Linked DNA regions of Mus musculus: all the other regions are linked to region 4. Evidence: chromatin loops called from intact Hi-C (ENCODE). Cell type or tissue: left cerebral cortex. All regions are shown on one strand. Links, peaks and the distances in the headings refer to the core of each region. The heading gives the core; the rest is flanking DNA. Region 1 has its middle 270 kb from the start of Rps6ka3. Region 2 has its middle 260 kb from the start of Rps6ka3. Region 3 has its middle 190 kb from the start of Rps6ka3. Region 4 holds the start of Rps6ka3 (ribosomal protein S6 kinase polypeptide 3). Region 5 has its middle 280 kb from the start of Rps6ka3.

Region 1 (6,519 bases), core at 833-5,832, 270 kb after region 4:
GATTCTTGAGTTACACATTTACTCGAGGAGTTTTCTATGTACTACCTTTAATAAATGCTTAAAAGCCCATGTCTTAAAAAGGTGCATAAATATTAACCAGACAGAGAAGAAAAGAAAGGGGTTATTCAGTGGGAGGAATCCTTCATGGACAGATCACAAGGAAACATATTCACGATTGGAAATGGTACAAATATAGAAGGCAGTGTGAGCATAGCAGCAAAGCCCTGCTCCTGGTCCCCATCAAAGTTCTCAGCACTTCATATAAGCCCTGTGTCTGCCTTCCCATGCTATGGTGCAGTGGTAATCCTGTATTCTACCCTTGTCTTTACCCTCATAATCATTTACTCAAATATCAATATATCTATAGAAGCTCATATTATAGAGTTCTTCAAAAGATGAATTCCAAGTTCTGAACATTACAACTGAAATAGTCTCAGTGCTCTCTACTCTTCATAGACTGCATGCCATGCAGTCAGTTTGGGTAGTGAGTCTAGGAGGCTCTGGGAACAATGTGAGTTCTTTGTCTAAATGACATCTACTCAGCTAATATATCAAAGGATCTAAATGAAGATGGTTCCTGTTTAAACTATAAGGAGGGGGCAGGGTAGAGAAAAATCTTTTAGTCAAATGCAATGTTAGAATTTACAGGCAGATGTGCTCAGTAGCACATTTAGAAAAGGTTGTTTCTTTATTACAACAAAACAAAGACTATCCACCCATTAAGTGGCAGCTATTCATACTAAAGAAACACAGAAATCTTGGTTTCGAAATTTAGAACAAGTGATGTTTTGATTTTGTTTGCTATTTCTTTTTTTTTTTCCATTTTTTATTAGGTATTTAACTCATTTACATTTCCAATGCTATACCAAAAGTCCCCCATATCCACCCACCCCCACTCCCCTGCCCACCCACTCCCCCTTTTTGGCCCTGGAATTCCCCTGTACTGGGGCATATAAAGTTTGCAAGTCCTATGGGCCTCTCTTTCCAGTGATGGCCGACTAGGCCATCTTTTGATATATATGCAGCTAGAGTCAAGAGCTCCGGGGTACTGGTTAGCTCATAATGTTGTTCCACCTATAGGGTTGCAGATCCCTTTAGCTCCTTGGCTACTTTCTCTAGCTCCTCCATTGGGAGCCCTATGATCCATCCATTAGCTGACTGTGAGCATCCACTTCTGTGTTTGTTTGCTATTTCTACACACACACACACACACACACACACACACACACACAGTGTGTGTGTGTGTGTGTGTGTGAGAGAGAGAGAGAGAGAGAGAGAGAGAGAGAATAGAGAAATATGACATAAATCAATATCTTTTGGCTAAAGAGAATCTACCCTATTAAGTCATTTAAAGTCATTTAAAGTACATTTTGTACGCAGATAACACTTGTTACAGAATGAGAATGCATGACTTGTTTATAGTATGGACCTTTCAGATTGTGACTTCAGAGTTAATTGAATGATCTTCTCCTTTCTGGTTGACAACACAGAGGTCTAGAAGAATTATGTCATGTGGGTCCAAGATCATAGTACTTATGGTGGAAAAGAAAAGAGGTAGCTGGCTCTGATGTGGTGGCTCCTGGGCTCCAGATTACCAGGCGTGTAAGAGTGTTACAAAGTGTGAAACACACAAGATTGGTCAGACTTTCTCCTGCCCAAGAAAGCACAGTGACTCCTCACGACCTGTGTCCAGGCTTTTTGGATTGAAATATCTGTGCAAGGTTGTGGTTATTTTTTGTTCTGTGCTGGAAAATAGGCCTGCCTTAGTAAGGGCTATGATTTGGAAGTTTTGCTTCTCTTCTTCCAGTAGCAAGGCGTGTGTGTGTGTGTGTGTGTGTGTGTGTGTGTGTGTGTGTGTAGATGAAAAGTGGAAGCAATCCTAGGGTCTTCTGTATCTCATATCTCTCACCAACTCAATAAGTATCTGATATTGACCTTGAACTTCTTATCTTCCTGTTTCCCTATTTGACCTGCCTCTACCTTGTAAATGCTGGGATTAGAGGTGTGTATCGCCTTATGTTTATGTGGTGGTGGGGATTGAACCCAGAGATTCCTGTATACTGGAAACAGAGATTTTTCTCTTCACCAGATAAAAGGTATGCAGAGGCAATAAGGATATTTTCTGTGCACTTAAGAAGGAAGCCGACAGAATTGTGAAAGTTTGGAATTATAATTTTGGGGCCAAATGGTGGTGCCTCAATGCAGAAAAATCTGGAGGCACAAGTACATACGGGGAGTGAACTATGGGTGGGAAAGCTATAGAAAGTAGAACAATTTCTAAGACTGGAGTCGTGAAGATTTCTTTTTTAAAATGACATATAGACTTAATGTTTATGATCTTGCTGTCTGTTAACTAAATCTGTGTGACTTTGAACAAGGAGGCACTTTATGAGGTGGACACCTATTTCTTTGGGAAAAATGATGAAGCATAAACTAGACTCCCTCTCCCACAATGATAGTCCTGTGGTACCAGAAGGTTACTGTAACTAATGGTTACCCCAGTAAACACTCTCAGTCCTTGAGTTGTGACATTCCCTTTTCTTCCCAAAACAGATGCACAAATTCTACAAGTAATTTGCCCTAGCCCCATTATTTGACCTAAATCAATCCTTTGGCTTCTGGGGATTTTAACCATTCTCTTCATCTGTATGACAGACTTACTGGCTCAACTTGAAGAGATTCAGACTGGATGAATAATTGCCTTGAAAAAAGAGGCGGTGAGTCATCGTTCTAAAAATCCATATTGCTTGGCATTTACAGCACTCCTACTCTGTATCATAGGAGATGAAAAAAGAATTTGCTGCTTATGCCCTCTGAAGAATGTATTTCTTTCACATTTCTGGCAGGGTAGACACATTATCAATGGAGCAGGTCATTTTATACAGAAGTTCTGGTCCTCTCAAGGACATCAGGGTCAGGAAGTAACTATCACTATAGGCATGGGGTCCTGAGCTCACAAGTATTCTGAATCTATGTCTTGCAGTACAGTGCTACAGACCAAACAATGATTCTGGTACTAGGGCCATGATTGCACCTTACATCTTTTGCCTTTGGTCCCTCATCATTGGGATGTTTTCAAGACCATTTCAAATATTGTAGGGGTTATTAGAATTAAAAAAAAGCAAAGGGACTAAGGTCTGGCTTGTCATGGGGTCCACTAGTCACATATTTCCACAGCTAGGGAGCATAAGGGGCCTTTGCACACCTCAGTTGTATGGGAAAAGGCTACTAGGAAAGAAGAAAAGATAGTCTTCCAATGATATCTGTGGCAGAAATGTACTAAACATGCAACAAACTGTTTTCTCTTGACATTTGTCTAGATTAAATATTTTAGTTTCTGCTACTATTAGAGGACTCCATGTGACAGACTCCTGCCCAATGGAGCGTGTGTGATACATGTCAGTGCCAATTTTAGGTCTGACCCCATCAAAACTTTCTATGACATCAGTCTCTCCAGCTCTTTCCCTAGATCTCATCCCTCTCTACCATTGGTTGACTGAATTTGTGCTTAGTCGTCTTGGAAGCCACATGTTCAAGACTTCAGCATTTTCCTTAGCTTTGGGGTCCCGAGTAACTATAAGGCCAGAAGTTCCCACTCTAACTATGTTTGTATGACTGAAAAATAAGTAACTTTGTTAAGCCACCAAGATTATGGCATTTAGTATTACTGCTATGCTTACCCCAACTAGTACAGAAAACATACTAGTGCTATGCTTTAATGATTTGTATCTCTCCTCAGCTTTGTATGTTGAAACCTAGTCACAAATGCTATGGGAGCAGGAAGCAGCTCTCTTATATGAGGCAGTCTTACTCATGGGCTCCTTGGGCATTGACTTATCATGGGGCACAGCCATCAAGAATGGAGTTAGTATAAGAGATATTCCTTGACTCTTCTATGTTGAGGATGTAAATTGCCATCTGAAGAGCAGAAAGTAGATCCACAAGTGTCTTAAGTTTGGGCTTCCAGCTGGCACAGCCATGAGAAATAGTTTTTAAAGTAATTTATCCAGTCTATGATGCTTTGCTATGGTGGCACAAATGGCAACCAGGGACACTTTGTGTGTGGCTGTTATAATTATTTAAATCCACTTGAAAGTCTGTGTAGATGGATGGTTCTGTATAGTTTCACTGTAGTGGCACAATTCTAAAAACTCCTCAGAAGAAAGGAATTTCAGATATAAAGCTAGACTCAAAGCCTTAGCTGGGGGATGAACATGCCAAATACTCAAAATGAAGATGATAGGAAAAGACCTAATTTTGCTTGATTACAGATATGCAGCAAAAGGGGGAGTGGGAACATCTTAAATTAAAAAAAAATATTCTTAATGGAAAACACGTATGTTTGGAAAGTGTGTATTTTAAACAACCTTTAAAAACTCAACATAATTCAAAACATCTGATCTTAGCTGATCTCCTTCAAAATGAAGCTGATACTTACCATTAAGGTTTTGTGTAGAATTCCCTGAGACTTTGTGATATACAGTATGATTGTCTGTTTCATAATATAAATTGGATGCTGGGCTCTACTAGTCTTAATTGTTCTATTCTGACTCATTTGTATATCCTTCTTTAGAGTGCCACCATGTCAAAGGCAGCCTATAGAAAGAACACCAGAAGCTCAAGCAGGCATGTGAAACTTGTTTGGAACATCTTCAGAACTCCTAGATTGATCTTTAAATCCTCATCAGTTTTGCCAGTGTCTTGATCACATTTATGGTTGGTTTTCTGTTATCACTTTATGCCTATTACAATGTGTTGGGCTTAATGGGTGTACTGGCTGGTTTTTTGTGTCACCTTGACACAGGCTGGAGTTATTACAGAGAAAGGAGCTTCAGTTGGGGAAATGCCTCCATGAGATCCAGCTGTAAGGCATTTTCTCAATTAGTGATCAAGTGGGGAGGGTCCCTTGTGGGTGGTGCCATCTCTGGGCTGGTAGTCTTGGGTTCTATAAGAAAACAAGCTGAGCAAGCCAGTAAGGAACATCCCATGGGGCAATGGCAGGATACAATGTAGCAACACTTGCTAAATGTGTGTGATATATATAATGTATATATAATATATATAATGTGATATATATAATGTCATGTGTAAGGACTACTTACATCAAGTCATTCACTGAAATATCCAAGTGCCAACTTCAGCCACTAGCTTTATCCGGCTGCCCTTTTAACAATGGTATTACAAAGGTGAAGATGCAGTAATTTGAGTTTCCTGTGTTATTCTTTTCAGTTGCTTAATGTAACAGGTGCCCTTTGCATAACTCCTTGGCATTACCACTATTTACTGTGGGCTGCTTATAGTAAATGCCTGTAATTCTCTTCCTGGGAGAGTTTTCTTTGTCATCAAGGTGTAATTGACATAAAGGACTAAAGAGTTAATACTTCCAGATAGAATATTTCAAAAGTACCCATTGGGGCAACTGATGTACAAGTATCCCAGATTCTTCTAGCCTCAGTAGGATTAAGTCACAGCTTCCCCAGTAGGACTGAGCTTCATTTTTCCATAAAGGCTTACTAGGACAGTTAATTTTCATTGTTAACTTGACTGGGTATGGAATAACCTAGGAAATATACCCTTTTCTTGGTATATCTATGAGGGTATTCCCAGTTATTCATCTCTCTGCTTTCTGACTGCAGCTATAATCTGACAAATTCCTGTATTAAATCCTGCTGTTGTGCTTTTGCCACTATGATGGACAATATTCTCTCAAACTGTGAACCAAAATAAATCCTTCCTTCCATAAGTGTCAGGCGTTTTGCATTGATGACAACGGAAACTCCCAGGAATCTATGAGGATGACCCTGGCTAAGACTCCTGGCAATAGGGGATATGGAACATGAAACTGTCATCTCCTGTAACCAGGCATGACTTGCAATGGAGGGATGGGGATACCAACCCAGTTACAATTTCCTTCCCTATAAGAGATCAGGGATAAAGAGGGAAGAAAGTCAGGGAAGGGCCAACCAAGAACTGGCCTAACTTGAGTCCCATGCCACGAGAAAGAGCCCACCCCTAACACTATTAATAATAATCTGCTATACTGATGATATGATAGTATATATAAGTGACCCTAAAAATTCTACCAGAGAACTCCTAAACCTGATAAACAGCTTCGGTGAAGTAGCTGGATATAAAATAAACTCAAACAAGTCAATGGCCTTTCTCTATACAAAGAATAAACAGGCTGAGAAAGAAATTAGGGAAACAACACCCTTCTCAATAGTCACAAATAATATAAAATATCTTGGCGTGACTCTAACTAAGGAAGTGAAAGATCTGTATGATAAAAACTTCAAATCTCTGAAGAAAGAAATTAAAGAAGATCTCAGAAGATGGAAAGATCTCCCATGCTCATGGATTGGCAGGATCAACATTGTAAAAATGGCTATCTTGCCAAAAAGCAATCTACAGATTCAATGCAATCCCCATCAAAATTCCAACTCAATTCTTCAACGAATTAGAAGGAGCAATTTGCAAATTCATCTGGAATAACAAAAAACCTAGGATAGCAAAAAGTCT
Region 2 (6,519 bases), core at 804-5,803, 260 kb after region 4:
CACATGGTCTGACGTGGTCAATGCATTCTTTCAAACTCACATTTAAACTGAAGATCATTTTTAGCACAGAACCCATTATCTTAGCAATCAGTTCTTCCCAAGAAACAAAAGCCTGAGAAAACATAAAATTACACTAAAGGAATCTTCTAAAATCATGGGGGAAAAATCTTCATGTTTTATACACTTCATGTTTCAAGTGCTTCCCCGGCTTAAGATAAGAATTAATACAGGGGTCAAATGCTATCCTGAAAGTGTGGTGCTGCCATTCAGGCAATGATGCTTGTCAGCAAGTCAGAGAAGGATGAGGGTAAAATGGTGCCATTAGATGGATGAGCACTCACTGTTCTTTTTTTGTGTGTGCATTTTTCATATTCAGATAGAGCTGCTTTCAACAGCTCTTTCCCTCAGAGCATTCCTTCTCACTTAGTGCCCCATTTGAGTCATCTTTTCCCCCCAGGTGTCAAAGCTGTATTAGCATAGCATTTCCTCTGTACTTAGTAAAGGTGTATGTCTGATGAGTTCATTTATTCTCTTCTTCAGCAGAGAGAAACAGTAAAATCACTAGTGGGGGGGGGGAGGGAGGAATGCCAGGGAATAGAGTGCAAAGTGAGAGGTGAGGGTAGGGGAAATGGGGCATGATTTAAGTAGAGACGGAAGAGGAGTTATGTTATAGTGTATGTTCTCAGCTACATATGTGAGGCATTGCATTTACTTTGCTTCATTTAGTCTTCTCATGAATCTAGTGATCATATCATTATCTCAGTTGTGTAGTATTCATCAAAGACTGCTCAGAAATGGGTTTGAGCCAATAGAAAGTCTTTATTAGCTTGCTGGCAACTATACTGACTGTTCGGGATCCCAGTGTAGCACCAAGCCTTTCTCAGGGTGAGCTTTTAAGCACAAAACTTATGTTCTGGGTTGACATACTTCAGATAACAAGAGGTTTACAGTCTGAATGGTACTTCCATCATGGAGTCAGTTGTGTCTGGGGCCCTGTTACAATCTCCATTTTTTAAATTGGATATTTTCTTTATTTACATTTCAAATGTTATCCCCTTTTCCGGTTTTCCCCCTGGAGACCTCTTACCCCATCCCCCTTTCACCTGCTTCTATGAGGGTGCCCCCCCCACTCCGGCCTCCTCGACCTGGCATTCCCCTATACTGGGGCATTGAGCCTTCACAGGACCAAGGGCCTCTCCTCCCATTGATGTCAGATAAGGCCATCTCTGCTACATATGTGGCTGGAGCCATGGGTCACTCCATGTGTACTCTTTGGTTGGTGGTTTAGTCCCTGGGAGCTTTGGGGGATCTGGTTGATTGATGTTGTTCTTCCTATGGGGTTGCATACCCTACAAATGAAGAAAATGAGCCTCATGTGTTTTTTGAGAAACTTGTCTGGGGATGCAGAAAGCATTACTGTAAACTGTGCCTGATTCAAATTCTAACCCAAGCAGATCTGGTTTCTAGCAAGTCCCTCCCACTGTGCCAGAAGTTTCTGAGGAAGACACTGAACAGATAACCTCTGAGTAGCTGGGGATGAACATTGAAAATGTTATACTTTCAAAACACTATGGAGGTTAAACTAGACACATCTGAAGAGCTGAATTTGTCCTAGAGATGGCATGTAATGTCTGCAAAATAAATAAATAAATAAATAAATAAATAAATAAAATAAAAGGGTTTGGGATAAAACTTACAGAGGCAGGTGTCACCTTCAATAATTCTTATCATAAGCCATTGAGGGAATTAGATGGATCAGGATAAAGGAACACCCAGGCAAGGGGAAGAAAGCAGCATTTGGATTGCAGGAGACTCAATGAAAAATGACTTGTCGATTTTTGAGCAAATATTAAGTGATATTGTTTGAGTTAATGGGAAAGGGCTGATGACTTCCAAGTCACCACTAATGGCTCACTCATTTCAGGGGTTATTAGATAGAAATGTTTAAGTAAGGTATAACCATAACTATAGAACATGCTATAGTGCATGTGACTTATACCAACTACCTTTATTCAGAGTGTGGTCCCTGCTCCATTCCCAGGCCACAAGACTGTCAGTCAACTAGTGGTAAGCAGAGGCATTGAGAATAAGCATGTAGGAACATTTTTAGATGTGTGTGTGTGTGTGTGTGTGTGTTTGCACCAAAGCACATGTGTAGAAGTCAGAAGACAATTTTCAGGAGTCTCTTCTCTCTTTCCACCTTGTACGTCCAGGAGATCCAACTTCAGCTGTCAGGTTTGACAATAAAAACATTCACCTGCTGAGCCATCTCACCAGAGCTAGAGACAATTTAATGACAAATTAATATTGTTGTCCTATCAAGTGATCAATGTGCTTGCATTTAGGATGCTTTAAAATATTTTTTCTGATAACTTATTTTTATTGAATTTTATAAAATGATTGGTTTATACCACTAATGGTTTGAAATGAATTGATCTATGTGACATGTTAATTAAGCTATTATTAATTAGGTTCTGAGTGCATATGGATCTACATGAAATTACATGGCTTATGTCTGTTTTATCTTTTTATTTAGGAGAGAAAAGTGAGCTTTTCTTCTATTGACTGATTATTCTCTGATGTGATAATATGAAGTACAGCTGTTCTGGTAAACTACAAGTGAGTCAGGTATGTAAACTGGTTGTCTGTGGGAGGCTTTGCAAGTTTAAGAATAGAGAAACAACAGCTCTCAGTGAACCCCAACAAATATAATCATGAGATATCCTTTATTTAAAACACACTTTATAACTGAATGTTCTCTTTAAAAGCTCCTTGTTGAATGCATTGAATGGTTATTAAATTGTCTTTATGTTTTAAGAGGACTCTTATTATTATCTTGAGTCAACATGGATTAAACACATTTTCTCCTCTAATTTATTATATCCTAATGAATAATTTAAAACTCATAGGTAAAACCCTTTGACATTCAACTGTAACTCAGAATTAGGTAATTTCAAGTGATTATTTGAACTCACAGATATGTGGCCTAATTATGTTAAAAGATATATACCTTGAGTGGGTAAAGCTGCCTGCAGCCAAGCCTAATGACTTGAATTTGATTCCCAGAACCCACATGGTGGAAGGAGAGAACTGACTCTCACAGGTTGTCCTCTGATGCTCATACACACACATCTACTGTGGCATGTACACCCCCAAATACACATACTAAATTATATATACATATGTGTTTGAATAACTTAAATATTCACGTAGCTTTTTTTTTTAATTTCAGAAACTTCTCTAAATTGTGTGTACATTGTTGAAAGATCCAGAGCCGACCATTTCTCTTTCCTTAAAATTCTAGAACTCTTTGCTGATACGTTTGTTAATCACGAGCCTTGCTTTTAGCAGTCAGAGCACCCTGGTAAAACAGTTTCTGACCTTCAGCTTGTCATGTTTTATTTACAGGATCAGCGTGGCACACTTAGCTGATATTGCTTTGGGGATTCTGGGACCTGAACACATGAAGACATCAGACAAAGAACCCTTTCTTTTAACCAATGATCTCTAGACTTTGAGTAAGTATGCGCAGGGCTCAGAGTCATTGGAATTTCTCTGGATCCTGTAAAATAAATCAGTTTCATAATTTAATTCAACAAATAGGAAAAATGTGTTTTAACGTGTAGTGATTCAAGTTACATTAGAAATTCATCTTTAGGGAAGAGTTCAGACTCATGTTGTGTTTTGTTTTCTTCTCTTTTCTTTTCACATTTCAAAAGGCATGAATTTTAAAATCTAAATTCCTGAGTTTCCATGAAAAATAAACCTTTCTATATAGCATACATAAACAATTTTAAGGATTTGCAAGCTATTTAAATCTACATTGCCCATAAGTACAAATAATGTACATTTTTTCCTAATATTTCAGGAGCTTTAAAAATCTCAACATATGATACAAAATAAAGTGTTATTTTTTTTTTCAGAACAAAATGTATCAAAATTCTTACCAAAGAATTCGTCAGCAGAAATAATTGTTCACAGGGTGATTTTTATCTTGGCCTTTTCAAAAAAGCTGCATTTGATAATCATTTTTAAAAGATCCTACTATGAACATTGTTACTTTAAATGGTCTGCTTGCTATGTTTAGCTACAACATGCTTGACAAAGAGCAGTGCACATGCCCGATAAACTCTTCATAAATTTCTTATAAGGTAATATCTCCTTGTCAGTTCTCAAGTCATTACTTTTGACATCAAGCAAAGATACAAATGGAAAGTGAACATACAGCCCCTGCAATCACTTTAAATGACTAATATAGATCACAGGAGAGGTTGTTAATGAGAATAAATGAAATAATATTTTCTGGCAATATGATGGTTGCTTTTATGAAGCCAAGAAGAGGTGGTTAAATTTTAAAGTTGATTAGAGTCTGCTAAACCATGGGGTGATGAAATACTGTCAAAATAAATCTAGATTAAAGTCTATTCTCACCATGGTCTTTCTAAATATCACTGTATATTTCTTATACAAAATTTAATTAAATTTCTCATTTGCTTGCTGGTAAAATATATTCAGATAAAACACATTGACTCATTTTGTGTTAGATACTACTAATGGTGTGAACTAATGCTCAATGCATACAATTTAAAGTATACACTTGCCTTCATATATTTGGTGATATAGGGAAAGGTCTGAGTTCCTATTCAGATTCAACTTTAAGATCAGATTTGGTGGCTTTCAATAAATCATTTTACAGATAGATTATGGAGCTACTGTGGTCACATCATCTATCATCTACTTGCAATGGTCTTTGCCTTCTAGGATCTTAAAATATAATTGAGAAGACAAGATATACAGACATGAAAAGTTAAATCATCATCCTAGACAGTGATATAAAAGTTATCTCAAGGCAATATATGATTGAATAGCAAATAATGCCTCATGTCTCTGCACTAGTGATATTTATAGCTGTACACAGAAGAAAGCAAGGCAGAATGCTGTGAAAGCTTGAAGGTGAAACATACAGAGAGAGTGGGGAAGGAATTCCAGACTGGCATGCACAGGAAAGCTTTCATGAAAGAGGTAGATTGGGGGATGGTCCTTTAATGTCATTGGACATTAAAGGTTTGCTAGGGGGAAATAGGTCTGTTAACTCTCTACTACTATCTATTTCAAATTCTAAATTGTATTTCTGCCAGGCTTTATTTATATCCTTAGTAAGACTAAATGTGCTTGAGCCTGGTGATAACTTAGCAAAATCTGCATTCTCTTCTTTTGGGGCTAGACATCATTCCCCAGCCTTCTTTAAAGTTATGTAGAGCCATGTGGCAAATATCTGTCCCAGGAAATGAATGGAAATGTACTAAAGGACTGCAATATAACAAATGATCCTGTAATTCACCAGATTTGGACACTAAAAGACCTCTTGTCTTAGTTTCTGAGGGTCATCCAGGCATTTAGGAACCTACTCATTAGACAAGAGACCCTATATCAGGAAATCATTTGACCCTGGGGGGTATGGTGTGAACTAGGACCCATGGTCTAATACAGTTTTCCCTGGAATAGACTGTAGGTCTGTATGTTCCAGATTATATGTTCCACGATTATATGAGCCCATTCACAAGAAGCTCGTGGACCTCCCTGTGGAGCTATGTGAAGATCATGAGATTACATAGGCTTCTTTCAGAGGAAGTGATTTATAAGTCTTCAGCTCTGAAAGTGGCATACCATTAGAAGACCCAGCCGTGGAAATAGTTTCTGCCATATCTTATTCACTGCACAGGCCCTCCCTGCTCAGAGTGGGGACAGGCTATGTGTGCTCGTGGGCACCAGCAGGCAGGGCTCACTGGAGCCATAATGAGGGCTGTCCACCATAGAAAAGGCTCTTTGTTGCTTTCTGGCTTGATCTTCAAAAATCTCTCATGGTCTTTCAACTTCTGTCCCCTTTCAGCTTGCTTAAATGAAATGACACCCAGTGCAACTTCAGCCCTCAGTAAGTTCACTGAGGGGGCTACTCTGTGGGATTGTTCACCTAATGAGGGATAGAAATTGACCAAGAAATAGAATTCTCCTGCAGTTGAGCTGCTGCACAGTTGTATGTCCATTTGGTTGAGGAGTTTGTCTACCCAGTGGATCTATGTGATGTCCTTTTTCAGGCAAGGTGAGGAACAGTGGTAAATAAGTGAGCAATCACTTGTATCATGTACATTTTTCCTTTACAATTCTATTTAATTTTTAAATTTATTTTTTAAATAGGATTTTTGCCTGTGGACCACTATGTGCCTGGTATCCTTGGATGCCAGAAAGGGACATCAGATCCACTAGAACTGGAGTTACACACAGCTGTGAGCCACCATGTGGATTTTACAACCAAGGTCTCCTGGAAGAACAGCCTCTGAGCTATCTCTACAGCCCTGGATTTATTTACTTTTTATTTTATGTGTATGAGTGTCTTGCCTTTTGGATATCTATGATGGACAGAGTAGGCTGCCAGATCCCCTGCAATTGCAGTTACAGATGGTTGTGAACTGCCATGTGAATTATGGGATCCAGGGTCCTCTAAATGCTCTTCATTACTGA
Region 3 (6,519 bases), core at 506-5,505, 190 kb after region 4:
CATGCACCTCTCTCCTAACAATGCACCCATCATCACCAGAACCCCTTGAAATCCCCTATCTGTATCGGAATGTGCATGTTCCCATCTTTGAGCAGTGGAACCCAGATTCAGACTTAGGATATTTTCTATCTGAATATAATCCTACTTTAAATTGTGGAATATCTGGACTCTACAGCATATGTTCTTCAAATGTATTATACTGGAGTGATAAGTTTCTTGGCAATGTTATTACTTATGACTATTGTAGCATTTAATAACAACAGAAATTTCATTTGTGGTCAAAAAGAAACAAATTTTAAGAAATCCAAAGTGCACTCCCTTCCTAAATGCTTGAAACACAGGCCACTGATTTTATGGAAGGGTTTTTGTTGTTGTTGTTGTTGTTGTTTTGCCTTCAAGTGTGGTACAAGCACTGTTGTTTCTGTATTAGATTTATACATGATATAATTATAGAAAAGTAACTTACACTATAACCTCCTGGGAAGAAGCTGTGCCTATATCTATAGACCTTATTTGGCACTGTGAAATTTAAGAAACTAGCAAGAGAGACAACCCAGATCATTCTGGTTATAGATGTATCCCAACTGACCACCTTCTGAGATCAGGCCCCCTGTCAGGTGTAAAGCTAACAGCTCCTCACTGCATCAAAGGTCCTAGATTCTTGATAAGAAGTCAGTATTGATTTCTTTGAAGTATTTTTTTTTAGCTGATGGATATGGAAGTAGGTCATTGCCTTCATTTTCATTCCCAAAGCTATAGTTTTGCAGAAAGAAGAATCTTGGAAACCAACCAAGAAAGGCTGTAATGCCCATTAGGGGATAACTGCAATAGCAACTTTCCACTTATGCATCTGGAAGGTCCTGAATACTTTATCTATATCATGGCCAACCTTCACATCAACCCATTAGGTTCTAGAAACTTCCAGCTTCAACTTATAGACAGGCTCAGAGAGGTTAAAAAGTTGGCTCAATGTCACAGAACCAATAAATATATCTTAGAATTGAAACCAGCTCGACTCCAAAGCCTGCATAATTCCCACTTTGCCAAGCTACTTACTCAAGTTTTCTCTAAGGAAAAGAGCTAGTCTTTTGTTGACTTACTGCTGAGTTGTTATTAGATAGTGTTTAGTTTTCTCTCTATTCAAGTTGAGATACTTGCACCCTGTCAGGGTAAATCAAGCTACAAAACCAATGGCACATCTTTTGTGTCAAAAATGAAGATGAAGCAAGTGATCCAAACACGTTTCGTTTCTTGCATTTCAGAAACTGTTTCTTTCTTTCTTTTTTTCTTTCTTTTTTTTTTTTCTTTGAGACAGGGTTTCTCTGTATTGCTCTGGCTGTCCTGGAACTCACTTTGTAGACCAGTCTGGCTTCTAACTCAGAAATCCACCTGCCTCTGCCTCCCCAGTGCTGGGATTAAAGGCGTGTGCCACCCCCCTCCCCGGCCAGAAACTGTTTTTGACTAAACAATGAGATGCCAGGACTGGGAAAGATGAGAAATCACACTCATCTTTACCTTTAGAAGGTACTTTTGTCAAACATTCAAAACAATTGCTCTGGAAAACTACCATAGTATAACAATTGGGGAGTAGTCAAGACAGAATCCTCCCTAGGTATTCCAGAGGGAACTGGATTGGAATACCAGACATTGTTTATAAAGTGTTGGCAAGATACAAGGAACCAAAAAGGGACTAGTGAGGAAATGCAGAGTAGTTACTATAGGAAGTACCCCTCTCCAGGGACCACAGGACCCGAGGGACAAAAAGAAGAAATGATGCTACTAGAGCCTAGAAGTATCCTCTCCACTGAAGTCATTCATAGCTACTGATTTGGGCATTCTGTTACTCCTTCAACTGGGGCCCTGTAAGCTGTCCATATTGTCAGATCTGCTAATATCACTGAAGCATTCAGTTTCTGGCAGCTACCAGCATTTGCCCATCACTGCAGCTGCTTGAAAAGCAGAAGGCCATCTGCTAAGTCAGATATCCCACTAGAACCAAATGTCTTACCCTTTTCTTCCACCTTCTAATCTGCTGTCATTCTTTCTCTGTGGTAGCACCGAACCATAGGCTGAGAATTGTAATTTGCATTTTTTTTGTAATAAAGAGGTGACTGAAAGAAAAAAAAAAGGAGTAGAATCGGGTGATTGGCCAGTCATGGTCCATTATGTGTTTGACAATATGACCAATTTATATGAAGGTTTACCTTATATTTTCTCCCAAGGGAATTAAGGAATTGCATCTCATGTAAGAGAAGTCTATATAAGTGGTCTTGGGAGTCCAGAAATCTATCTGTCTGGTTTCTGAGTTCAGATATAGTTTGCACAACAAGTTCAGATAGCAAAGGATATCTGGTGTGTGTGAGAGAGAGAAGAAGGAGGGAGGGAGAGGGAGGGGAGACAAAAAGAGGGAGAGGGATATATATATATATATATATATATATATGTATCTTTTATTTCATACTCTAGTGACAGCGTTCACACAGAGGATTCTGGAAGTGCTGAAAACATGAAAAAATCTATGGGTTAATTCCTCAATCCAATAAGCACTCATAATGATGACCATATTGAGAATAATTTCCTCAGGAAAGAGTCCACACTCTATGTCCTGTGGCTATTATATATGGTGCAAGTTTGCATGAACCAGTATTTTCTTTTTGGCTTAAGTTGTGTACCACAGGATCCTCTGTATAGCTTTGCAATGCACACATTTATTAGCAGACTTTATCTTCAGGTGACAACCAAATCTAATCTAATTTTATTTGTTTCAGATAGTTCTTTATAAGCAGCAGGCATTGTCCTATTACCGGCTGCAACAGCTAACCACCATCAGAGTTCTCCAAGGCAAATTACAAAATGTATCCATGTATCTTTTAGCCAAGGGTGTGATTAGAATCCCCTGTGCCCCCTCCTGGCATAGCTACACCTGGTACTGAGAGTCTGGAGACCAGGCCCTGTCAGAGGAAGCGCTGCCGAAGAAGCTGACTTCTCCCCTGGGAACGCAGATACCTTCCTCTTTCTCGCCCTTCCAGGGCAGCAGGAGAGGGAAGAACTGAGGTCCAGGCTTTTCCCTATCTCCCTGAGGCCAGGACAGTCTTCTCCGTTGACCATGGAGTGAAGGTCATTCTACTGCCTGTGCAGGTAGGGAAGCCGTACTCCTGTTTGTCCTTTGAGTTGCCACGTGTCTTAGAAACTGCAGCTAGGCACGTGTGGACCTAGATTCCAAGCCCGGGGGGCTAGCTGACAAAGGGGAGTGCATTCATATCCCAGGGAAAAGATGGGCTGTCCCCACCCACGGGGCCGTGGGGTTTTCCTGACTTGCACTGCATGTTTTCAGCTCCTGCTGCAGAGATGGCAGTGGGTGCCCTGTGAAGGGGTTTTGTCTCGTCCCTATATGTTATATCATTAAAAGAGCCTTCACAAATGCCCCCCCCTAAAAAAACCCAACAATGAGATGCCAGGACTGGGAAAGAGATTTCTCTTTCCCATAGAGATAAGAGATAGAGAGAAATCTATCCCAGTGAAACACCATCAGAGTTCTCCAAGGTAAATTACAAAATATAGCCATTTATCTTTTAGCCAAGTGTGTGATCAGAACTGTATCCTTTGCTTTTCTCCTTTGGTAAATCAGTGTTTATTTTCTAAGCCTTTATTGCCCCATCTGCAAAATGGGAGACAATAATAACTGCCTTGCCAACCCAATCCAAAGACAAAATGAGGTCATATAAAAGCTGTATATTTGTAGCACCCACAAATGTAAAGATTCCTGAGTTTTTAATGTTTGTTTGAGCTCTCCCAACTCATCAGGGGTTTATGCTGCCTTTCCAGCATGGGTCCTTTTGAGCAGAGTGACAATTCTTTACCTTTCTGTGACTCAACACTTACAGGGCTATCATGGTCTTCTGGCTTTAGCTCTCAAGTGACTCCTGCCAGTCATAACCTATTTATTTCACTCACTTTGTCCCTCTCTGAGCCATTGTAGACACTGTTGCCAGACACACTCTAAAAACAGATCTCTGATTTTTTTCTTTCTCATACCTAAAACAAAACAGAGACATAAAATCCTTTTTGCTTGCCATAGCTAAGTCTAACTTTTCTTGGTATATGCTAATCAAGACCCTTTAGCAATGTCACAGGCTTCTTATTTCTAGCACCAAAGCTCCTGCCACATAGTCTATGCCTTGTTCTAAGAGACCCAGACTCAAGTTCTAGTGCAGTCTCTCATTAGCAGTGCAACCTGCGACCTGTTACCTTTCAATGCCTCTGTTTTTTTCTCTGTAAAAGGAGCTGCTGCTGATAACACTTATTTTATGATATTGTTTTTAGAACTGTATAGTGTGATATATACTAAGTTCTCAGCACAGTCCCTTGCATAATTAAGTGGTCAAGAAATGTTATTCGCTATGGATATTTGCATCAGCATTTGAGATTATAATTTTCATTTCCATGTGTTGTTTCTTCATCTGGGAAGCCCCTTCATCTTGGCCCCATCACTTAAAATCACAATCATTTCTCATGTGACCTTGGCAAGTTATTTTGAGTCTTCTCAGCCTTTGTTTCTTCATCTGCAGAATGCAGAAAGTCATAGCTAAAGTATTTCATTGGACCGTTCTATGGGATTCATGAGATTATATGGAGGCTCTTTTGTGAACTAGAAAGTATGGTGTGCACCTGCTCTAGATTTCTTTGATTATCCCCTGCTTATTCATCATCAGTTTGCTAGTTCCTGAATATATACTTTGTACTTCATTTTTGACGTTTGTCATAGCCCAGCCTTGTTATAATTGTTCTTGCAATTTATAGCCATATCTTCCTCTTTGTGGAGATAGGGTCTTATTCTGTAGTCCAGGCTAGACCTGAACTCATGACAATCCTCCCCCCTCTCCACACCTCAGCCTCAGAAGTACTGGAGTCACATGTGTGCACCTCCACACCCTGCTTGGATGGGATGCCTTTAAAGGGTACAAGCAGTGTCTCTGGCTGTTGCAGTACAAGACAGGGCAGTATGCTTGCTGAACTGAGCTGAGATGTAAATTCATAATACAACTTGAGTGGGTAACTTGTGTGTGTTTGTGTGTGTGTGTGTGTGTGTGTGTGTGTGTGTAGGCAAGAGGGCAAGATGTCAGTGTTCAGCGTCTTCTATCACTCATCCACTTTTTTTTTTTTTTTTTTTTTTTGGAAAAAAGGGTCTCTTGTTGGCCTGGAACTTGCCATGTAGGCTTGGCTAACTGAGAGCTCCAGGGACTCATCTGTTTCTAATGCCTCCTCCACCCAGCACTGGGATTACAGATGCACACCACCATGGCTAGATCTGAACTCAGGTTTGCATGCTTATATGACAAACACTTTACAAAGGGGAGCAATCTCCAGAGCCGGAGTTGGTATTTTTATTTTTGTATCTTTCTTTACTCTGAGATAGGAATCCCTCACAGGGAAGTTCCTACTTTTACTGACTAGGTTACAAGCACAGACCAGAACTATGTCATGGGTGGCTTCCAGCTGAATTGCAGCAGCCACTGGGGACTTGTTAGAGCTGAAGAAACTTGGGCTTCACCCCAAACCTACTGAATCAAATTCATATGGCTGGAAAGGAGGACTTTGTGTTTGAGCAAATTTTATGCATATCAACATCTCAGAAGCATTTATGTAGACAGTTTAAAAGGAGAAAAATTAATCTCCATTTGACATTTTATAAAGGAGTGCTTATTTGTAATAGTCTGTTTAATGAAAAGGCGATTTATTGCTGGCAAACCATATGTTTTCGAATAAGCAACATTCCTTTCAATTTAACAGAATTTTCTGGAGTATCCCAAAACTCAAGGAACAGTTATTTTTTACTGGTTTATTATTAGTATGGTATACTTTAAGTTTAAAAAGAAAGAGGAGAATAAAATGTAGAAGAAAAAAAAAGCAGCCATTGGTACTTTGCCTGATCATGTCTATGAAAGTGTGAATTGGTTTTTTGTAAGAGCATGGGGCTGTTGACTGTATATCCCCCATAAAAGTCTTATCCCTTGTTGTTAGTGGAGAAAATCATCGTAAAGTCTCTGCTTTTCCACTTTGAAAGCTTCATGCTTCCATATTGAAAATAGGAACTGTATATTGCAAACAGTAATGGCTCTCTGCTGGAACCTGTTAGAAATGTCATCCTCTCAGCTGTGGGAATAAACATGTCAGAACTTAGATGCTAATTACTGTCACATGAAATGCAAGGAGACATCTTAGGATTTCTTGGCTGTTAGGAACCCCATCTTCTTGCAAATGGCAGCACATCACAGGGACTTTTACACTGTACAGTTTATAATTTACATGACTGACCTGTTATTTTAAAATACCAACAGGAAGATTAAGGATGCTGAAAAAGCAAAGCCAGCCAATGCCCTTTGGCCTTCCTAAACCCAATGCAGAAAGTTCCCTGCATTTTAAGGAAGATTATAATCTGCCACAACAGAAAAAAGAGGGGTTACAAAAGGATTTATGTTCTATAATAAGTTTTGAACAATCCAGACTTCTCCTCAAGGA
Region 4 (6,519 bases), core at 619-5,618:
CTTTTAATAAATCTAAGCAACCCTTGGCTCTGACATACCTTATTGCCAGAATAGTAAGAAAACTTTTAGAAATTAAAATTTGTGGAATCTTATCCATCAGGCTTTGGAAAACATGACACTGATACACACATGCATGTGTGCACACACATACTGTATATACATACACACACACACATATATAAATACATTAATATATTAAGGCTTTGCCAAATCAGATTGTGTATTTTTATATGCAAGTATTTGCATATAAAAATACACGATCTCTAACTATTAGCATGTCTATGCTTTGACTCTTTCCACGAATGGTCAGAAGAACCTATTCTAACATAAAGCAAAGCATACAATTTGTATCTACCTGGCTTCAAATTATGGCTCTGCCATTTACTATTTATAATCTTTGTGCTCTTAACCACTGAATTTAGTTTCCTACTCTGTAACAGTGGGGGATCACAATCCTCCCTGCTAGGTTACAGGGAGGATAAAAACGAAACAGCATGTTTAACATAGTACTTTTGGATATAGTAGATGCTAAATAAGTAGGCGAGTACTTTGTCTAAATGCATACTATACAGAAAAAAGGATAAAGTAGAATTTTAAATGATTTCTCCCTGCATACTGACACATGTCAAGGAAAAATGTGGATTAACAAACAATCAAAGGAACAAACTATTCAAAGGCAATTTGTTGTTAAAAACATTTTAATGTATCAGTGGATTATTTTTGAATCATAATTATTGTGTATATTTAAAAAGCAGACTCATAGCCAAGCATGAAGACACACGCCTTTAATCCCAGTTCTTGGGAGGCAGAGGCAGGTGGATCTCTGTGAGACCAAGGCCAGTCTGGTCTACATAGTGAGTTCCTGGGCTGTTTCAAAAAACTAAAGAAAAAAAAAACCTAAAATAAAAAGCAGATTATAAGAAAATACAATTTCTTCGACAGGTTCAGCAATTTTAACCACCTTTATAGCTGTATTTTAAATGCAAATTTTTTTCTTTAAGAAAAAATGAAGAGGCTCCCTTGCCATACTGTTTTTCCACACTACCCATTCAAATGACGGTTAAGCATTCTAAGTTTAACTTTATTATTAAAGATTTATAGTATCATATTGGCTCTAAATTCAAATAAAATTCTTGTATTCTGCCAGTCGTAAAAACACGATTTCCTTTTTTACACCAGCCTTTCCTTTAAAAAAAAAAGTAACATATACCTATGTCTTTGCTATTTTAGAACAGCATTATCCAGTAGTAAATTATTAAGCATGAACTTGTAAGCTTTATTACAACTCTTCCTGCATTTAAGAACAAGTAAATATTTTTATATGGTAGTGGAGGTGACAGGGGAGAAAAATTAGAAAAAACGATCTGAACGGATTCCTCCCTCCCCCTCTCCCCCCTCCCAGAGAATGTCAGCGTCCCGCATCTCACACCAAACTGAGCCCGAGTTTTACTGACGTAACCAGTAACCCTACCCACCTCTCACACTGCGGAGGCCGATGGGGGCAGTGGCTGCCGCCAAGTACACCACTCATCAGAGCCTGCCCCATTCCACCCCCGCGTTTCAGTCATGCTTTCCAGAAATGGGGTCACTCGCTCAGTAACTATTACACACACCCAGCCTATCATTCTGTAATCCCCTAAAGTCCGCTGCGAGGATAGAATTCAGCGAAAAGTCAAGAAAGAGGAATCACAGACGCGCCACCATCAGGAACTGATTTTCCACTCTGGAGAGGAGCGCTGATACCCTGGAATGGATCTTGTCTGCATTATTTTTTTAGATCGCCAGTTGATTCTGGGACAGTGGCGGCTGTGAAAAGCTCGGTGCTGGGATGTGTCCGCGGAAATTCTGTTTTGCCTTGTTTGGGTATACTGTTTGGGTTTCTGACACTGGGGTGGGTATCTCAGGGCCGATCATCAGATCCCGGGAGAGGAAAATCAGATAGCCCTTTTACAGCGTCCGCTGATCTCCTTGAATTTCACCCGCTCACCTCCATGGACAGGAAGCAAAAGTTATACTGGGGTCTTCCAACTCAGTGACCTCAAAACCTAGGAGTAGGGGACCTAAGGCGCTCCGTTTTTCTTTTGCAGCAGCGGCAGAGAGCGCTGCGGCAGACTGACCGGGGTGTGGGGGGATCCCTCAGTCCTGGACCCCTTACTCAAAACCCTCCCGGCTTGGCTCGCCCACCTTGCCCTGTGGGCGCCCGTCTCCCTGTAGCAAACCCCTCCGGCGGCCAGACTGAAGTCTTGGCTCCTGGTGAACCGAATCCAAAGTCTCTAAGATTCCGGAGAAGACCCTAGAGCCGGCAGGGCCAAACTTCCCAACTCCCCGCCGCCGGCTCCTGCTTTGCCTCCTGCTTCCCCCACGCAAAGTTGATTAAAACAGGCTCTTTGCAAAGCCTCAGCGCCCACTCCAAACCCCACGCGCCGCCACACCGGCACCCCCCAACCCCAAAAGCAGGGAGAGGCGAGGGTGCGGGAAGGAGACACAGACAGATCGGCAAAGCCCAACGACCCAAAGCAGAATCTCGCCCCGGGAACAAGATGTGAGCCGGCGGCGGAGGTGGTCTAAGGGGGGCAGCTCCGGGGAAGAGAGCTAGCGCCGGCGGGGGCGTGGGGAAGGGGCGCGCCTGCCCTGCCGCACGGCTGCACTCACCTCCGCGCTGTCGGAAGGGCTCTCCACAGCCATCTTCTGCCACGGGTCCGCCAGCTGCGCCAGCGGCATCTTTCCCCCCCTCCCCGGCCCGCCGCCGCCTTCACCGCCTCCTCCCTCCCCACCCGCCCCACAGCCGGCTCGGCTCCTTAGCCACTCGAGCTCCAAGGCAGAGCCGAGAAGCAGCAGCCGGGCAGCCGCGGCTCCCCCGAGAGCGAGCTCGACGCCGACGCCGACGCCGACCACCCGAACGCCCAGCGCCTAGCCACAGCCGCCCGCACTCCAAGCGAGAGCCTTGCGCCGCCGCCAGGCACCAGGGCTCGCCCCTTTCTTCCTCTCCTCCTTCCGCCGCCCGGACTACGGCTCCGCCCCCCGCCTCCCCTCCCCGCCGCTTCCCGCGCCCGATCCCAGCAGAACAGCGACGGCCGCGCGCTCCCCCACTTCCGCTCACAACATGGCGTCTAAGCGATACCTGTCTCTCTAGAGCGAGGCTGGGCGGCCTCCGCCACCACCGCGCGCACCCAGGGGCGGGGCCAGTGCCGGACACGCCCCCTGGCTGGCCGCTCGGCGCCGCCCCTTTTCCACCTCCTACCCCTTCCTCCTCCTCCTCCTCCTCCTCCTCCTCCTCCTCCTCCTCCTCCTCCTCCACCTCCTCTCTCTAGCCTCAGCTTCTGGGCCTCGCCTACTTTCAGGAAGGGCGAGCCCAAAAAATTTGGGGGCGTTGGCGGGAGATGGGGTGGGGAGAGAAATGGGCTCTGCGGGGCGGACGAGGTGCCTTTGACTGCCACGAGTCCTAACAGCTCGGAGACTAGTTGAGAATAGGAGAGCAGAGGGGTTCGCGCTCAGCTGGTGAAGCTGGGCAAGGCGCTGGGGGCGCAGTCCGGTGGTAGCAGCCCCAGGCGGAGGCAGGAGGTGTCTTTTCGGCCTTTCTCCTCCAGGGGTGCGCGTGGGCGCGCCTAGGCTATGGGCACATCCCCTCCTGGCCCAAGACTCTCCTCCTTCAGGGTCACAAGCTGGGTATTCATTCACCTGACCCCTTTTCTCCTGCTTGGACGGGGACTCAAGAGGCTTCTTTCCCGGGAGCTAGCCACACATACGTACGTTCGGCTCCCAATTTGATTCAAAGCTTTTCGAGTTGACTCTCGTGTTCAATGTTTAGTACTTTGGAAATTTTTCGTCCCACCCTACCTCCGCCCTAATAACCCTTCCCAAGTGCATAGAGCCCTCGAGTTTCGGCCCAGACTGTCACACTCCTCCCTTGCTACCTAAAGCTTAAAAGAAAACAGGTTCCTTAAGGTTGCCCTTCTTGGCAGAGATTAAGGAGTTAGTAAAAATATCTTCTAGGCAGGAGCGCGGGGTTCCTGCTTCTCCGTTGACTTTAAATAAAAGATTAGATTTTTTTTTTTAAATCAAGCTGGTCGTAGGCGGAGGAGAAAGGGAGGGGAGGTTGTGACTCCTCCTCCTGCCCGAGAAGAGGAAGCCCTAGGTTAAGGGAACCCAATCCTCAGTCGGCAACGGAGCCACAGAATTCTAAGAGTTCGAGAATTAATGGCTGGGCGCTCTGAGTGGATTCCGGGAAGGCTCAGTCCTGGGTTCTCGAGCCCGCTGCTTAGATGCGCTGAGTATGTCTGGGATGTGTAAAAGTCGCTGGGCTGAGTGGAAAGCTACTGCAGCCCCTGGCTAACCGCCCTGCATCGGAAAGAAACACACACACACACACACACACACACACACACACACACACACACACACACACACACACACACACACACATCTCAGGCCAGCTTGTCTACCCAGTCCACATATCTCAGGCCAGCTTGTCTCCCCAGTCCCCAAGGCCTGGAGGGAGGCATCTCTAGCCTCCCACGCTTGGCTACCACAGCGCGTCCCCCCGCTGCGCTCTCCCTGCATGCCTTTTAACAGTTTCCTTTAATCATCCCAGGATCCAGACACCTGGAGTGTCCCCGCCTCACTCCCTTCAGCAGGTGTGAGAATGACCTTACAACCCCACACCTAGCTGGCCCGGGCTGTGGGAGCTGTGCGAGGTTTCTTGCTTGGTCCGACAGAGACAGGTGCTGGGCTCCTTTTGCTGCCATCTGCAGTTTGCCCCTCCAGGCCTAGGAGCCTCATCTGATGAAAGCTCCAACTGTTTTTTTGGGGGGGGGGGCAGCCGGAAATTCTTGCTGAGAGCCCCCTCCCTCAGCCTTGAACTCAGGGACAGATCGCGTTAAACAACAACTAGGCAGGCTCAGAATAAACTGGAGGAGAGAGGCACGACGAGGAGATTGTCACCATTTTTGATTCGGGTGCTGCAAGTACAACCAGGGCCCTAACACAGGTTAGTTGGCCGCGCTGTCTTGATGTAAAAAACAAAACAAAACAAAACAAAACAACAACAACAACAACAAAACATAAACGTGCTCAAAGAAGTTTGACGTTATGGAATTATGTATTGTTTTGCATTTATACACAGAAAACCTAAATTATGTGTCCAAACACACTCTGGCACTAATTACCCCATAGAAACCATATAAAATAAGCCTTTTGAGCCAGGGAGAGGGTTTGTTTAGTGGGTAAAGACACTTGCTGTTTGATAACTTGAGTTTTGATCCCTTGGACAAGAATGGTGGAAAGACAGAGAGAGAGCTGACTCCTAGAAGTTGTCCTGTGATCTCCTAGGCTGGCACACATAGGCACACACATATTCAACAAATAAATTAATGTAATTAAAAAAAATTAAAAGCAAAGCATGCTGTGTGCTGTTTTCAGAACCAACTTTTGATGGTTTCTGTTTACCCTGAAAACAAACCAGAGTAATTTAATTCAATTTTATTTTTTGTAGTTCTCCGGATTGACCTTGGGGCCTCCCTCACTCACAGTATTCGAGCATTCTCAGTTATATTCCCAAGACTTTTTTGTTGTTGTTGTTGTTCTGAGTCAAGCTCTCACGAAGTCTCCCAGTTAAGATTAAGTCTTGTAGTTTTTCTGCCTCGAACTAGCAAGTAGCTGGGAGTTACAGGCCAGTAGCATCAGACCCTGCCTGGAATAACTTTGAAAACAAGGTTAACTGCAATTGTGGGGACTGACTGGTAAGTATGGGTTCAAACACCCCTACCACAGATGTCTTCTTGAACTGGGAACTGATTTAGAAAAATACAATTCATTCTCTCTCTCTCTCTCTCTCTCTCTCTCTCTCTCTCTCTCTCTGCCTCTGAAAATAAAGAAAAGAAAATGATGGGGAAGTGTTTCCTCCGTTTATTTAATCAGATCCAAAAGTAGTGCACTAATCCTCTTTGCTTGGATAATTTAGGGAAAAAAAATCAACTAAGAGTACAATATTTATCCCTGCCTCATCCCCTGTACACTTTTATTATTATTTTTTTTTCATCAATCAGGAGGGGCACAGCATCACACAGTCTGTGTCTGATGGCACTCATTAGCAGGAAGGTTGCTTTGAAATTTGGAATTTGGCACGAATCATGCCGCTCTTTTCACAGGCCCAGGTTTCCTTTCTCCAGATTGCGCTTGCTCTGCTCAGTTGGCCTCCAGGACGCGATATGTTGTTTTTTTGCGCTATACACATAAGCACATCTCTTGCCTGATTCAGTCTCATCCCAGGCATAAACACTTTCTATTTCAAGAAGAACCAAGTGCTCTGGTTCTGGAGATCCCGTTTACAGCCAGAAAAAAAAAAAAAAACAAAACGGTTGCATTGCAACTTTGGAGACATATTTGCCTTTTACAAGTCCTGTTCTCAGTGGGTACAGAGAGAGGGACCCTTAACAGCACAGGATGCAGAGGCAGGCAGATTTCTGAGTTCGAGGCCAGCCTGGTCTACAAAGTGAGTTCCAGGACAGCCAGGGCTACTCG
Region 5 (6,519 bases), core at 1,081-6,080, 280 kb after region 4:
AGTGATAACAGGATTAGAAAAATGTGTAAGGAGATCTGACTCCCCTGAGTTAGCTTGTTTTGCTATGTTCTGCTAGGGAATTTTCTGCCTCTATGTATTTTAGATATGCAGATGGCTGTGCATCCTAGTTTCGTTTCTGTTGTGATACAATACCAAGAAAAAAAAAAAACAACTTAGAGGAGAAAGAGTTTATTTTAATTCACAACTCCAGATTACAGTTTCTCCATTGTATCAGGGGAATTAATTAAAGGAGGCACACTCTTGAACAGCTAGTTAAATGTACAGTCAAGAGCAGAGACATGAGTGACTGCATGTATAACCATTCCTCAGCGAGCTTTCTCTACTCTTACTGAGTCCAGGCCTCCAACACAGAGACTGGTACCACAGTGAGGTGGGTCTTCCCATATCAATTAAGCCAGTAGAGAGCATCTCCCACAGATATGCCTTAGGCCAACCTGATCTAGACAATCCCTCTTTGTGACCCTTTTTCAAGGTGATTCTAAATTGTGTTAAGTTATTAATTAAAACTAACCATCATAGTATGTACAAGTTGCATGCAAATTCTATACATTTTTATATGAGGAAATTGAGCATCATGGAGTTTTTTGAAATTAAAATGTTTAGGTTAGCATGGAACACAATGGGTTTCTTTATAGCATCCTCATACATGTATATCATATCTTATTTTCATTCATTACCCTTTCCTGCTCTCCTCTTTTATCCCTACAATCCCTCCAAGTAGTTCACTTCTTCCACACAGTGCTCCCTTCTGCCTTCACTTTTAATTTAATTTTTTTATGAATATGAGTACACCATTGCTGTATTCAGACACACCAGAAGAAGGCAAAAGATCCCATTACAGATGGTTGTGAGCCACCATGTGGTTCCTGGGAATTGAACTCAGGACCTCTGGAAGAACAGTCAGTACTCTTAAACACTGAGCCATCTCTCCAGCCCCACTTCTGCCTTCTTAACACACATATTCCTATTACCCAACTCTACTAAGAATTTTCTTTCCCCAATCTCTTCTAGTCTTGTGACCTGCCCACATACATATTAATGTATAAACACATACATATATAATTTTAATTTTATACTTCACATGTAAGAAAACTATAGTATTATCTGTGTTGTTTCATTTAATATAATGATTTCCAGTTACATCCACTTTCCTGTAAATGTTATGATTTTATTTTTCTTTATAGCTGAATAAATTCCACTGGGTACATTTCTTTATCCATTAAACTATTGACAGATGGTGTATATTGGTCTCATTTCCTGGCTATAGTGAATAGTTCAGTAGTAAACATGGATGTGTAAGTATCTATGTGCTACATTGAATTAGAGATCTTTGGGCATATGCTCAAGAGTGTTATACACTTAAGAGTGTTATCTGGGTCCTATTTTTAGCTGTTTAGGGGAACCTACATACTGTTTTTTATAATGGTTGAACTGCTTTGTAATCTGACCTGCAGTGAATAAGTGTTTTTCCCCACATCCTCTCTAGAAGTTTTAATCTGCATTTCTCTGATGAATTAGGATTTTGAGCACATTTTCAAGTATTTATTGGATATTTGTGTCTCTTATTTCGAAAACTGTCTATTCAGTATTTTATTCCATTTATTGATCAGATGGCTTGGTTTTTTGGTGTTTAATTTTTTATAGTTTCTTATTTATTCTAGATACTATCCCTCTGTTTGATGTACATTTGACAAAGACATTCCCCATTCTATATGCTGTCTCTTTATGATTGTTATTTCTTTTGCCATGCAGAAGCTCACTGAATTTCTGAAATCACATTTGTTGCTATTTCATATCTTTCCAGGAGTTGTTACAGTCCTTTACTAAACATTCTTGCCAATATCTATATCTTCAAGTGTTTTCTTCTAGCAGTTGCAAACTTTCAGGTGTAACTTTAAGGCCTTTGGTCCATTTTGAATTGATTCTTATGCAGGGTGACACATAGTGGTCTAATTTCATTCTTCTACAAGCAAAAGTCTAGTTTTTCCAGTATCATTTGTTAAAGAGGCTATCTTTTTTCCAATATGTGTTTTTGAAATCTTTCTTACAAATTAGGTGACTATAACTGAGTTTATTTCAGGGTCCTCTACCCTACATGTCATATATATATATATATATATATATATATATATATACATACATACATACATGTGTGTGTGTGTGTGTGTGTGTGTGATGTTTTATTACTTTTGAGATCAGATATGAGATCTCCAGCATTCCTCTTCTGCTAAAGTTTGCTTTGTGTACTTAGAGTCTTTTGTGAGTCCACATGAATTTCAGTAATATTTTTTCTAGTTCTGTGATGAATATTACTGGAATTTGGGTAGGGATTGCATTGAATCTGTAGATTACTTTAGGTAATATAATCATTTGCACAATATCAATTCTGCCCATCTATGAGCATGGAAGGTTTTCCCATCTTCTAGGGTACTTTTCAGGCTTTCTTCCAATGTCTTCAGGTTTTATACCCTTGGTTAGGCCTATTCCTATTTACTTATGCTATTGTCAATGGGCTTGTTTCTCTGATATTTTTCTCAGTACATTTATCATTGGTGCATAGGAAAGCTACTAATTTTGGTATGTGGATTTTTATTCTGTTACTTTGCTGAAAGTGTTTACTAGGTCTAAGTTTTCTGATGGAGTTTTTAAAGTCTGTTGTGGGGGAGGCTATGCTTTTTTTCATCCCTTAACTCTTTGACAGTTCCATATATGTGTATAATGAATTTTACTTAAGAATACTTTCCATTATTTTCTCATATCCTTCTCCCTCAAAAGCAGACTGCTCTTTTGAATTATATTTTTTATTCTTGAGAATTTCACACATATATACAATACACTATAATTATATCCATCCTCATTTTCCACCCCCAACTCCCATACACCCCAACATGTCTCCCTCTAACTTCATACTTTTTCCTTATTTTAAAAAATACCCTTTAAGTCCAATTAGTGCTGTACACACGCACACACACACACACACACACACACACACATACACACATGCTTGGGACCATCCAAAAGGAAACTAAAGAGGAAAAATATTGCTCAATAGTGGAAAATGCAAGCTAATTTAGACGGATATATGACCGAGAATAATGAAAAAATTACTTTATTTTTGTCAGGGTCTTATTATGCAGCCCTGGCAAACTCAGGTATCCATCTTCCTCTGCCTCCCGAGTACTGAGGTTAAAGGCATGAGCAACCACACCCAGCTTGCAAATGCTGTTAAAATGCTGCTAACGGTATATAGTAAAGCAGAAAGACTCACAGGGGATAAGATAAAATGAAAAAGCTAAAAAGGAGAGAAAAAGATTAAAAAAGAGTGTTGAGTTAGCTTCTTTCTGGCTTCTTGGACACTGGATTATATGCATGAAGTTGGTGGAGTGTCAATGGAACCTGTGTCAATCGGACCCTTCCTATGATTCGTGTTGTATTGGACAAGTATATGAAGTCAGCCACAGCTATCTTTACCTTGGTAATTTTCCTTCTTTGAGTACCAGGGGCCTCTGCTGGCCACATTTAACTTTGCAGTTTGTGGGTTGGGCACGTTCTCAGTGTTGAGACTGGGCAAATGATTTCCCTTCAAGTGGCTCTATTAGATGGGGTGTGAGTCCCACGTGTGTTAGAAGTGAGGGAAGCAATCTTAGCACTGAGAGTGCTGCAGTGCTTTCAAGACATCTTAAGTATTAATCACACCACTTGAAAGATGCAACTGTGGGTACCAAGTCTCAAGCTCTACGGTAGTAGTTTGCTCCAGAATTTGATTATTCTGCTCACCTCAGGACCTAATCCTTTGGAACTCTAAGGGCGGTTCTTTGTTGGTGAGATCTGTTTTGGGTCGCCAAGAGTGGGGCTGACTTTCCCTGTGACCTCACTGCAAAGCCTGAGCTGAAGCTCCTGCCACCTCTCTAGGTCTCTCTTTACTATGGAGCTATGGAAGGCCAAATCGAGGCTCCCTGATCTGTACATGTTTCCTGATCGGAGTCCCTTGGAGTGGCTCAGTTTTTAACAATAGATGATCTCTTAAGATGGCAGGTGGCTGCTCCCCTCCTAGTCACAGGGTAAACTGAATAGATATTTCTTTCTCTGTATTGCTGATCTGCACGCTAGAGGAATCACTTCCTCATGAAAACCCAGAGTTAGATCTGGGACTTGTGAGGGATTTGGGCTTATCCTGAGGATGGGGCTTACCTTTTGGAAGTGGCTTCTGACTTCCCTCTATACTAGGAAATGGTGCAGCCAAGGCTGTGCTCAGCATTCAGGCCAAGCATCTCTGCTTCTTTTCTCCTTTGTGGATTTGACTTTTGGGCGTAGCCAAGTTTCTTTCCTTGTGATACTGTCCTTCACTCTCTTACAAAGAGGGTGCCTCTAATCTGCTATCTTATCTTGAATTCAACATCCACAGAGTTTAATCCTTGTGGCAGACAGGGAGTCCTAGAGCCCTATGAACAACAAAGAAAGACTGCATTTTATCCCATTCATTCCTGGGAAAAGAGAATTTTTGATTGGGGTCCAGTAAATAAATTCCCCATCTGGAAAGAAAAAAAAAAGGCCAACTATTGGGATTTTATTCTCTATCCTCACATAGAATACTTCATTAACCTCTTAATATTATGATATGGAACAAATGCTTTTCAGAGGAGACATTTGTATGTGTTTTATTTGTTCGTTATTAGTTATAAAGCAATAAAGCATATTTATTATTATTTGTGTGTACATTTGTGAGTGTCTAATATGTTTGTGGACACGTAAGTGTCAGGGTGCATGTGTGGAGGTCAGAGGATAATTTTGTAGACTTGGCCCTTTCTTTCTAATTTTTTAAAAGAGATTTATTTATTTTATGTATATGAGTACACTATAGCTGTCTTCAGACACACCAGAAGAGGGCATCAAATCCTAGTCTAGATAGCTGTGAGCCACCATGTCATTGCTGGGAATTGAACTGAGGACCTCTAGAAGAGCAGTCAGGGCTCTTAACTGCTGAGCCATCTCTACCCCACCTCTGTCTTTTCTTCTTATGTGCTCCAGGAATGAAATTGAAGTTGTCAACCTTGGTAAGCAAGCTCTCCTACCCTATGAGCCATCTTACCAGTCCAAGGAAAATATCTTAAAAGACTATAATAATAGACAGTGTTTCACTTCCAGATACCACTTTAAGAATTATTCATCTCCTGTAGCAGTCTCTTGTTTTCAGGGTATATACACCTCAACTTTGGGTATATAAATATTCTCTCTCATGGGAGGGGCATGATAGTGAGTCACTTGGGGAACATTGTCTTATGCTATTCATGTAGATTTTGTGTACATATTTGACACTCATTTTAATGTGCTAATTCCCCTATACATCAATGTAGGTTATGCTTATTCTTCCTAGAATTGAGAAACATGAACATAAGTTTGACTCAATTCCACCTGAAAGAAATGCATGAAGATATCCAAGGCTACAGGAACAAGAATTTAAGGAAATCTTACAAAAATCATTTTCTTCCAAAATTCAAGGTGGTTGAAATCCAGCTTCTATCTAGGACATTCCCCAGGATTATGGAGCAACCTCCTCTATTTGACAATTCAAAGAGTCTATCTATTCTCCTCTCTTCACTTCTACCACATTAAGCACACAGAGCTCTGGAGTAGCAGGAGACACAATTGGACTTGGGGTTGAGATGATAGAGGAAATTCACAGAACACAAGGAAAGCACCTAATTTATAATATCCCATGAAAGACTATGATGTTAATGCCCAAAGAAAGGGTTCAAATTCATTATTTTTGACCATGAGCTGGATATTACAGACCAGCTGAAGAAAAGCAAGAGCATATAACATCACTTGATGTGCTAAACAATATTCTAGCCAGACATGGTAGCATATGTTGGTAATTCTAATACTGAGAAGGTTGGGCTATATAGCAAGAGCCTGTTTCAGACCAACCAATCAACAAACAGAAGAAACCACATCTTTCCATTTTGTCATCTGTGGGCCATGGCTAAAGGTTTCAAGACTGTTGCTCTACCTTTAGGTGTTATAGTCATAATAAGGGAGTGAAAGAGCAAATGGAGAAGACAAGTGAGATTTCCCCCTTCCTAGGTTGCCTCTATAAGGGGCTCTTTTGGAAGCCCTACGTTTGTAGGTGATCTCATAAATACTTGTTTGGAGCATAAGAATCTTTTTTAAAAAAAATGCTTGGCATCAGATTCCCTAGAAATGGGCTAATAGATGGTTGGGAGTCACCATGTGGGTGCTGAGAACTTGGTTCCTCTGCAAGAGCAGCTAGTACTTAGGCACTGAGCCATCTTTCCAGCCCCCTGTAGTTACACTTATCCATTTCCCTCTATCATCATCCTTGATCCTCCTCTCCTCTCTCTCTGCCTCATTTCCTCTTCCAGATACTGTCCCTCCTTCTTACATTCTTATTCTTATTTGTGTGTTTGTGAGGGAAGATTAAAAAATATACTCAGTATTTTAAAGAATATTTTATTAATTGTAGTCACTGTGTTGTAC

Evidence for each region. A loop is a pair of places that touch in the nucleus more often than their neighbours do. Peaks named below come from ENCODE experiments on the same cell type or tissue, not always from the same donor. Only the 100,000 strongest peaks of a DNase experiment are listed, where the experiment ranks them.
Region 1: a loop joins it to region 4, with 7 times the contacts of the local background. A loop is called at or near these places in 11 of 42 quality-filtered maps.
Region 2: it touches region 4 in a loop (2.6-fold over the local background); 2 of 42 quality-filtered maps call a loop at or near these places.
Region 3: it touches region 4 in a loop (2.3-fold over the local background); 4 of 42 quality-filtered maps call a loop at or near these places.
Region 5: it touches region 4 in a loop (5-fold over the local background); 10 of 42 quality-filtered maps call a loop at or near these places.

What each region holds. Positions count from the first base shown.
Region 1 is chrX:158,981,137-158,987,655 of GRCm38, reverse strand. No RefSeq gene overlaps it. Among named protein-coding and RNA genes, the nearest start is that of Rps6ka3, 270 kb to the left of the region's middle. In left cerebral cortex, for the core only: no CTCF peak of the experiment used is centred there; DNase peaks (open chromatin) are centred at 1,727, 2,190 and 2,733; H3K27ac peaks cover 1,051 bases.
Region 2 is chrX:158,992,273-158,998,791 of GRCm38, reverse strand. No RefSeq gene overlaps it. Among named protein-coding and RNA genes, the nearest start is that of Rps6ka3, 260 kb to the left of the region's middle. In left cerebral cortex, for the core only: no CTCF peak of the experiment used is centred there; no DNase peak of the experiment used is centred there.
Region 3 is chrX:159,061,796-159,068,314 of GRCm38, reverse strand. No RefSeq gene overlaps it. Among named protein-coding and RNA genes, the nearest start is that of Rps6ka3, 190 kb to the left of the region's middle. In left cerebral cortex, for the core only: no CTCF peak of the experiment used is centred there; no DNase peak of the experiment used is centred there.
Region 4 is chrX:159,252,322-159,258,840 of GRCm38, reverse strand. It overlaps Rps6ka3 (ribosomal protein S6 kinase polypeptide 3), which reads right to left and starts at 3,059. Exons shown (of 22, transcript NM_148945.2): 1 at 2,653-3,059. The coding sequence starts at 2,721. In left cerebral cortex, for the core only: a CTCF peak has its summit at 3,563; DNase peaks (open chromatin) are centred at 3,494, 4,083, 4,493, 4,568 and 3 more places; H3K4me3 peaks cover 3,318 bases; H3K27ac peaks cover 2,179 bases.
Region 5 is chrX:158,968,975-158,975,493 of GRCm38, reverse strand. No RefSeq gene overlaps it. Among named protein-coding and RNA genes, the nearest start is that of Rps6ka3, 280 kb to the left of the region's middle. In left cerebral cortex, for the core only: a CTCF peak has its summit at 3,525 (motif pointing left); a DNase peak (open chromatin) is centred at 3,504.